Regions from separate parts of the Homo sapiens genome. Here region 2 is linked to region 1. A link is a loop called in an ENCODE intact Hi-C map of the cell type or tissue named here. Cell type or tissue: GM12878. All regions are shown on one strand. Region 1 overlaps OSBPL3 (oxysterol binding protein like 3). Region 2 overlaps OSBPL3 (oxysterol binding protein like 3).

Region 1 (5,000 bases):
GACTCTGAGTGGTGGAATCTGCCAGCATAGCATGGAGTGGTAAAAAAGGGGCAGGACTACAAGTTCAGAGGACCTGGGCCTAGCCTGGGATTTGCTACCAAAGAGGCGTAACCTTAGATAAACCATTTCACCTTTTGAGGTGTCTATTTTCTTATCTTTAACATGTGAGGAGTGGAAACAGATTAGTGTTTTTCACCGTGGGTAGTAAACCATGTAGTGGGTGATGAAATCAATTTAGTGGATCAAGACCAATATCACCCATGCAAAAAAATGATTCTAGAGGAGGGACAAGGACTATACAAGATTAGCCTGAGTACCTTGTAGTGCCGAAAAGAAAGGACATGCTAAAAAAAAATCCACAAGGATGGACTTACATCAAAGGGATACAGGAGCCAACCGAAAGCACTCCTAATAGCTAAAGCTGGACGAACTTCAGAAACAAAATAAAGTACTACTAAATTATAATCCAAAGTATATAATAAATATCAATGGATCCACACTGATTAAAAAAAACTGATTGAATAAACAAATGGAGAAGAAGAAACAAATCCGACTCACAGAAGAATGTCAAATAATTTATGTAGCTACACCACCCTCAAGGAAGTGCAGTGTAACTCCCCACTCCTTAAGTATGAGCTGTGCATAATAACTTACTTCCAAAGAGTATAGTATGGAAAGGCGAAGAAAAAATAACCATATGGTAGAGAAGCCTGACAAACACTACCTCAACCAGATGAGCAAGGTCAACATAACCAAAACTATAAATCATGCTGCTAACATATACTCTTGATATGATGTAATGAGAATGGCATTTTACCTCTGTAATCTTCTTCCCCAAAACCCATAACCCCAGTCCAATACAAGAAAATCATCAGACAAATCCCAGTGGAGACATACTCTACAAAATACTTTACCACTACTCCTCAAAGCTCTCGAGGTCATCAAACACAAGGAAAGCCTGAGAAACTATTACAGCCAAGAGGAATCTAAGGAGACATGGCAACCAAGATAATGTAGAACCCCACATGGAGTCCTGGAACGGCAAAAGGACACTAAGGAAAAGCTAAGGAAATCTGAATGAAGTATAGATTTTAGTTATTAATACTGCAACAGTACTGGTCTATTAATTGTGACAAAAGTATACTAAGGTAAGATATTGACAATGGGAAAACCACTTGGGGCATATGGGAATTTTTTGTACTATCTTCACATCTTTTCTCTACCTCTAAAACTATTCTAAACTTAAAAGTTGTTTTGTGTTGGGGGCTGTGATTAAAATAAGTAAAGTTGGACAAACATTGAGCAATACCTAAGCAGATGATCTCTAAGCTTTTTACTAGCTTTAAAGGCAATGTTTTGGGAAGTATTTTTAATAGGCATGTTGTATTAATTAATTATTGTGCTTTTCTTATTATTTGTAATTGAGACTACTGGGCCACTAAAGTGCATGAGTTCAGAAGTAGTTAGGGAAGTTATGGAAACCATTCATTCATTTATTCAACAATAAGTATGTGCTCTGTATTATGTCTTCAAAAAATATTTACTGTTAATGCATGAGCGAAAGGATTCTACATCTCCCTAATTTTGTTTTGTCTCAAAATCATTTGAATAAAATGTAGTATTTTCCAAGGAAAAAAGACAATGTAGAAGGAGCAATAAATCTACAGTAAGAAAATCTAGATATAAGTATGAGCTCAACTATTTTTGCCCCTAGGGTAAGTCAGTCATCTGTCTTCAATCTTATTTTCCTTAGTCGTCCAACAAGGTTAATAAATCCCCTGCCTACCTCACAGGGTTATTTTGTTGTGAGAAGAAACATATATTAAAGTGATTTACAAATGTGGAAGTGTTATATAAAATAAGGGGGTTATGACAATCTAATGATAACCAGAATTCTCTGGTTCTTCTCGGAATCAGAATGGACTCCAGGCTGGTTAAGACTTGGTCTTCTGCCTGCTGAACCAATGCTTGGATTTGCTAAGGGGTCCATGAACCAGAGTCAGTATCTCCTAATAACTTATTAGAATTGTAGAATCTCAGGTCCCATTAAATCAGAAACCCACTAAATCAGAAACTGTGGGGGTGGGGCCCAGCAATCTGTTTTATTAAATAATTAATTTGTTTGTTTTTGTGGAGACTGAGTCTCAGTATTCTAACCAGGCTGGTTTTGAACTCCTAACCTCAAGCAATCCTCCCACCTCAGCCTCCCAAAGTGTTGGGATTACAGGCATTAGCCACTGCGACGGACTCAACTCAAGTGTTTTACCAGTCCCTCCAGGACACTCTGACACTGCTGAGGTTTAGAACCACTTCCCTCAAGGGTGTGTCCCATTCATGTGGCCCCACCCCTCCAGCTGGCTCCCTGTCCAGCCAGAATGTTGTCTTGCCCTTGTTTCCTCCAAACCCCCTTCACATCCATTGACACCTGGCTAAGTCTCACACAAGTCATCTGAGAGAGAGGAGAAACAGTACTGTTAAAAGGATGTGGGAGGTCCATGACTTGCTAAACCTCAGCCTGAGTTAACTAGCTACAGCAAGACCCACAGATCTCGCTTCCTACAACATGGGTATTTTCCCCAGACTGGGAAGTTCTTAGCCGCGAAGAGAAATCCAGCACCTGCGGAGACCACACACTGCACATTTTACAAAAGAAACCAAACTCCCACATCCTGTCCTTCTGACCCCTAGCATCTGTCAGACAAAGGTGTCTTATCTGTGGGTCAGAAAAGGCAGTCATCTAATATAAAGATCTATCTACACCTAGCTACACACACCCAGGAAAATAAGACCTCTGGATGCCACAAACAAGTGGGGCTTCCAGGCCCTTAATCAAGGAACAAATGATGCAGAACTCAAAGTAACAAACAAGCTGGAATGTTATTTTGCCCCACGCGATCAAAGACTAGAAAAACAGGAATTACAAGTCAGAAGTATGATGCATTGGCAGGTGTGCATGAAGAAGGCCAGGCAGTCCTTTTTCTGAGCCATGTTTAGGCCAAAGTCTTTCCTTTTTGACACCCTATTATTGGTATCATTCCTTAATGACACACACACAAAACAAAATTAAAGAAGACACTGGCCCAGAGAAAGACTGAGCTGAAAACCTAATTAGGGTGGAGTTTTACACTATGTTTGTGTATATGTATGTTTATAAGGTAAAAGAACTGCTAGTACAAACACAACGCCTCTCTAAAGAGGCTGGGCTTGTTGTGCCTCATGAGGCTGATCATTATTTCCCAGGCAAAATTCATATATAAATCACATACATACAAATTTATGTCAACAAATAATCATTTTTTTATTTACCGCCACTTTGCTTATTCCCCATTCACAGTCTTCTGGAAAATATATGAAAAACATCCCCTAAGTGACTAATACATAAGATAAGCAATACACTGCCACACAGGCAAATTCAGCTTAAGAGACTGAATTTGCATGAGCCATCACAATGCCTGTTTGCAGACACTCTAAATCTGTATTCACAGGTCATCTACATTATCTCAAATTTTTATGGTAATTTTTCCTGTTTCCTATCATCCCTCCTTCCCACAGTGTACACACAGAAATCTTCCAATCATACAACATTTAATTTTTGTATTTGACTACCAGTTGAACTGATTAACACATATTCCCTTGCTCAAAACATTCTGTGGCTCTCCAATGGCCAGAGGATGAAGTAGCCATGCACCACCCTTGGGTTCCCATGAATTCTTACCCTACAGCTGCAAGGGATAACACTGTTTTCACCTTTGCTCATCACTCCCCTCTACCTGAAATGTCCTTCTCTCCCATTTCTCTACCTTTTGAAATTGTACCAGGACACTTCAAGGTCCTGCTCTATTAACACCCTTCCCATGAGATCTCTCCTGGTTTATTCTTTGACATTACCCTCCCCAACTCAACGGTTATCATGGAAAAAGTACCCACCCCAGAGAATGATTGTGAGAATTAAATCAGGTGATGTTCTTTCAAAAAGTACAGAGAATAGTGTCTCACTTCCAGCAAATACTTCATTAAGAAACTACCATTATTATTATTTTATGGTCCTCCAATCTTTGTGACTAGTTACCCTTCCCCTACCTACCTCTTGGCTTACCTTCCCCAAGGTACTACAGGCTTCCCCCTTTCTCTCCTGGGACCTGCCCCAAAGGTTCTATAGGTAAAGGCCCCCTTAACTGTCACAATTTTAACTAAACTGCTGACTCCCAGAACTGATCAACAGCTCTGCCCTCTCTCTTGCACTGTTGCTGGACATGTCTGTGCTGATACCACCCATACACTTCAAGCTCAGCATATTCAAAACCAAAAGCACTCTCTTTCTCTAAGATCTACTCATCTTCCTATTTTCCCCAGCAGTAGTCAATGGCACCATAAATAACACAGTCACATACGCCTGAAACTCTGCAGTTACTTTTTGGTTTGCTTTATATATTTACTTGGAGTAATACATTTACTTGGAATAATATTCAAAAGGTATAATTTCAACTTCACACCTATCCTGCCTTCCGTTACCCCTTCCTAGGACAGTCTGATGTTATAGCAACCTCTTGTATAATCTTCAAAAGATATTTTATATTTTTATATATACAGTGAGTACAATTAAATGTTTATCAACCAGCTCTCTGGAAAAACAAAAACAAAAATGTCCTCATGTGTTATGTTTCCTGATTTCCATGGTGTAAATACTCCCACTGTGGCTGGCTTCAAACTACCAACATGAAGTAATCAGCCAAGGGCTTGGGAAGTCACGCACAGTTGGTTCCCACATGCCGGTGTAAACTGGCTTCAGCACACCAGTTTTTTTGTTTTTTTTGAGTCGGAGTCTCCCTCTGTCACCCAGACTGGAGTGCAGTGGCGTGATCTTGGCTCACTGCAGCCACTGCCTCCCGGGTTCCAGCGATTCTCCTGCCTCCACCTCCTGCGTAGCCGGGATTACAGGCACACACCACCACGCCCAGCTAATTTTTTTATTTTTAGTACAGACAGGGTTTCACCATGTT
Region 2 (5,000 bases), 120 kb before region 1:
ACACAGGTTTGAACCGCATCAGTCCACTCGTATGCAGGTTTTCTTCTGCCTCTGCTACCCTTGAGATAGCAAGACCAACCCCTTCTCTTCTTCCTCCTCCTCAGCCTACTCAACATGAAGATGACCAGGATGATGACCTTTATGATGATCCCCTTAACGAATTGTAAATATGTTTTCTGTTCTAATGATTTTTTTAATAAAATTTTCTTTCCTCTAGCTTACTTTATTGTAAGATTACAGCCTCAAATACACATAACACACAAAATATGTGTTAATCGAATGTTAGTAGTTACATCTTTGGGGAGTCAAAAGTTATACATGGATTTTCATCTGCATGGGGTATCAGCACCTTGAACCCCCATATTGTTCAAGAGTCAACTATACAACTTATTAGTATTGTATGAAAATCCAAACTTTTCAGAGATTAAATAATGTAAATCTTACCCAAGGTCTGTCTCTCATTATCTAAATCATTACTGAGATTATCTAAGGAAAGATTATCACTTATGTCACTGACATATGAGTCATCATCAGAAATCTATGGGAAAGAAGAAATAACATTCATTAGAGTTAGAATAAACAAGAGCCAGATTTTCATAAAACCCTTACTCTAAATGATCAAACATGTTGAGTCTCACAGTACAAATACTCTTGGGTACTGTTTTCATAAAGGTCCATATACCAATCTGCCAAGGAGGTGTTCACAACAAACACCTGTTCTTAAAATTCTTACACATTCCGAATTAGTTCTCACAAGGAAAACAGCAAGCAAGCTCAAGACTGTTATTATAAAGATTCTTATTAATTCTGACTGCATTTTTAGAATTTATTAGTGTTTGAGTAGAAGAAGTTACAATTTGTCTTTGAGCTATTTGTGTAAAAAGTATCTTCTATGGGAATTAATACATAAACAAAATGACTAAGTCTGTATTTAAGGGGTAACATTATTAGTACACACTGTTAACTATAATAACTCTTATTCAGGAAAGGATAATTTTTATGCATCAATTTAAAACAAATAATGCTATAAACCAATATTACAATAACCATATTATCATAAAAATATAATTATATATTATAAATCAATATGTCAAATTCCATGATTAAAAAATATACGGGATGCTAATTTCCTTCTCTATAGTAGACACATTATTAAATAGGTAGAAGTCAAAACTATTAACCTGTACTTGAAAAGAAGTATAGCACTTTGAGAGGCTGAGGCGGATGGATCACTTGAGGCTAGGAGTTCGAGGTCAGCCTGGCCAACATGCGGAAGCCCATCTCTACTAAAAATACAAAAATTGGCTGGGCATGGGGCGCACGCCTGTATTCCCAGATACTTGGGAGGCTGAAGTACGAGAATTGCTTGAACCTGGGAGGCAGAGGTTGCAGTGAGCAGATATCACACCACTGCACTCCAGCCTGGCCAACAGAATGAGACTATGTCTCAAAAAAAAAAAAAAAAAAAAAAAAAAAGAGGCCAGGCACAGTGGCTCACGCCTGTAATCCCAGCACTTTGGGTGGCTGAGGCAGGCGGATCACCTGAAGTCAGGAGTACGAGTTTGAGACCAGCGTGGCCAACATGGTGAAACCCTGGTCTCTACTAAAAACACAAAAATTAGCCAGACACGGTGGCACGTGCCTGTAGTCCCAGCTACCTGGTAGGCTGAGGCTGGAGAATCACTTGAACCTGGGAGCCGGAGGTTGCAGTGAGCTGAGATTGCACCACTGCACTTCAGCCTGGACAACAGAGCGAGGCTCTGTTTAAAAAAAAAAAAAAGTATAACAAATTTAACATATCAAGTTACAGAAATGAGAAAATATCCAATGCTCTCTACTTTTACTTTTTCTTCTCACATATAGTATCATTTTATACTTTTTGGGTATGAGTTATGGGAGAACTCTCAGAACATAATGACTACAAAGGGCAACTGAGTTTAGTGTTTCTGATGATGGATTATTTACTGAACAGATTAATCAGCAAAGCAACAAGAGAGATTTTTGAGGCACCATACTGTAAACATTGCTCAAACCTCGTTTTCTGAAGAGCTTGGAGATAACAGAACTTCCTGAGCATCAAAAAACTCAGAAAGGGAGTCAGTGATGGAGAGTCTACTTTCATTAGAAAGCTGATGAACTAGAGCTCGGTTTTCATCTCTGGAGTTTTCCTATTTGAAGAACAAAACCAAAAATGTATACATTTAAAAACATTCTCAAGAGAAAGAAAATAAATGATTTAGTTGTACAATACACAAGGTCACAGGCCCATGCAAATAAGCAACTCAAAGCAGAAGTCAGCTCCAACACTGAGATGCGAGCCTCATGCAAAACACAAAAGTTCTCCCCCAATATGGGCACCTCACTTACAGGCACTATCACTTCTCACACACATGCAACAAATCACAAGGCAAAAAACAACTGTCCAGGTCACTCTTTGTTCCATTTAAAAGGGGAAAAATTCCAGTGCTCTCTGAATCATATCCTCTTATTCGCTACCACTGCTGGATGTTTCTTTTTATACTAAAATCTCCTCTGCATTGCACTGAATTCATGTCCTTGCATGGCTGGTTCAGAGCAACATAGCTTTCTTCTGCCCCTATGCTCTCTGAGGGAACAATATGCTGCTTTTGAGGTGTCCCTTGACAAATACACAGTGTGTTTTGGTCCAGAAGCACCCTGGTGGCAGATCATTTACTATTCATGGATGAATGATGTAAGTTCTCTTTGTCTGTCTCTTTCCACCTACAATGACTGCAAGGAAAGGAAGTCCCCAGTCCTCTTTATAAGCCTCTGTACAAATAACACAACAGAACATCATTGTTTTCTTATCTCGCATGACCCTCCATTCTCCACTCCACTGGGTCTGGACTTTCCCTCTGGGGAGGACTTAAGTCCTGAGCTGGCCATGGCAGGATATAACAATGAACCAGACAAGGTTTGTGGACTGAATGAATGGTGAGAGAACGCATCCAACGCACATCAGACCAGGCCTGTGGAATAGACAAAGTGCTGGCAAAGTGGAGAGACTGATTCTGATTAGGGAGATTTTGTTTGAGGAGGGCTTCATAGAAGTGGCACTTGAGGAAAAAGAACAGATTCAGGACAGGATGATTTGATTTCTTTCAATCAGAGTAGACAGGTAGTAGTAAAACCACTCGTATTTTTTATTGGGCTAACAAAGGAGTTGCTTCCACATCATCCAGAATAATTTGGGGAAAAGGCAGATTATATCTTGCCCAGAAATTGTCTGAATTCAGGATATACCCCTCAGTCTCATAGGGAGGGGATGCTATGACAGGAGGGCCACAGCAGATTTTCGTAATTAATAAAAGGCAAGTGGTCCCTTTACAAATTGCTTGCTTCAGTTTATTAATATGTATCTACAAACTGTTGAAATAGATATCCCTTTCCTAAATAAGGCATCTGCCCAAGGTATTAACAATCCTACCCATTTTAATACCCATGTAGCCTTCTGAAAACCAAGCCTCTTCTCTACCCTAACAAAGAGATCACTTTAGAATCTATAAGTATCACAGCTGTTAACTTCAAGGAAAAGGTCTCTCTCCTCAAAAGAGCCAGGCATAAAGCTATTGAGCTTGAAAACATCGTAAGGAATAGCTTCAACACTCACTCAAACAAGAGAATAGTCCTGTGTCTTCCGTGTGCTCCTGCCACAAAAGATGCTCATCATTTATTTACTTGTTCTACTCATTAATTTATTACTAGTCACTCCTGCCATCTCTGTATCTTCCTCCTCCTAGACTGATGGGTCCAAAGATTTCCTGGCTGACCAACACTGAAAATAATATTCCTAGCCCCTAGCCCTTTCTGGCATCTTCTTATATGTACTGTAAACTCACCAGCACTGCTGCACCCCAAGTCTACAGCATGGTGCCTTAAACAACTCAGGACCTCATTTGCTAAAATATTAACCCAGTCAGTTCAATTCAGTAATTTCCTTTCACATATGTAATGCATGACTGGTTGCTTATCTATTGTTTGCATTACAAAAAGTTAAATCAAGCGTGGCCAACCTACAGCCCGGGCGCCACATATGGCCCAGGATGGCTTTGAATGTGGCCCAACACAAATTTGTAAACTTTGTTAAAATATTATGAGATTTTTTTTGTGATTTTTTTTTTTTCTGGCTCATCAGCTATCATTAGTGTTAGTGTATCTTATGTGTAGCCCACAACAATTCTTCTTCTTCCAATGTGGCCTAGAGAAGCCAAAAGATTGGAAACCCCTAAATTAAATAAACAGAGAAAAGGGAGGGAAAGGAACATTCATAGCTCACACTATAACAACCACTACAAGCATTCTGACACATTTCTTGTGCAGTAATTGTAATCATGCTATTTTCATATCTCTATGTATGTAATTTTATAAAGTTCGCCCAAATAACATTGCAAGATAGTTTTTTTTCAAAATTAAACTGTATTCTGAAAATAAAAATAGGTATTCAAAATAGAAAATTTTAAAAAAGCAAATTAAATAAATATCACTTCAAGTCCCATTGAAGTCGATATGAATGTGGAAGTGGACGTGGCCCCTATTAACTTGCTGGTATTTTCATATTAAAATATCTGTGTACAAATTTTATTTTGAAAAACTGGGATAAACAGTCTACATATTGTCTGCTCCATTCACTAACCATTATATTGTTAATATTTTCCCAGACCATTCAAAATTCTTTGAGACAGTGAACTGTAATTGATAAATATTTTATTATATAGTGTCACAGAGTAATAATAAAATTAAGAATGTTTACAGATTTGCGAAAATGGTTTAGTATGTTTGTAAATATGTCTTTGCTTGTATCATGTTATTTCTCAGAATCAATTTTTCAAAGAATTATTAATAACCTTCAAGGCAAGGCAAAATATATATTACCTAATTACACCAACAAGTAAGGAAACCTCTGTTTTTTCTACATTAAGGGTACTGCATACCATAATTTAGAAAACTTTTGAGCTAATCTAATTGTTTTAATTTTCATT

What was found. Peaks named below come from ENCODE experiments on the same cell type or tissue, not always from the same donor. Only the 100,000 strongest peaks of a DNase experiment are listed, where the experiment ranks them.
Region 2: it touches region 1 in a loop (2.5-fold over the local background); 2 of 110 quality-filtered maps call a loop at or near these places.

The regions. Positions count from the first base shown.
Region 1 is chr7:24,963,602-24,968,601 of GRCh38, forward strand. The region is part of intron 1 of OSBPL3 (oxysterol binding protein like 3); the gene reads right to left. Among named protein-coding and RNA genes, the nearest start is that of OSBPL3, 14 kb to the right of the region's middle. RefSeq lists an enhancer at 2,576-2,735. In GM12878, no CTCF peak of the experiment used is centred here; a DNase peak (open chromatin) is centred at 2,510; H3K4me3 peaks cover 752 bases; H3K27ac peaks cover 4,519 bases.
Region 2 is chr7:24,840,246-24,845,245 of GRCh38, forward strand. OSBPL3 (oxysterol binding protein like 3) reads right to left here. Exons shown (of 23, transcript NM_015550.4): 13 at 2,034-2,168; 14 at 445-538. Among named protein-coding and RNA genes, the nearest start is that of GSDME, 85 kb to the left of the region's middle. RefSeq lists an enhancer at 2,855-2,924. In GM12878, no CTCF peak of the experiment used is centred here; a DNase peak (open chromatin) is centred at 2,798; H3K27ac peaks cover 2,116 bases.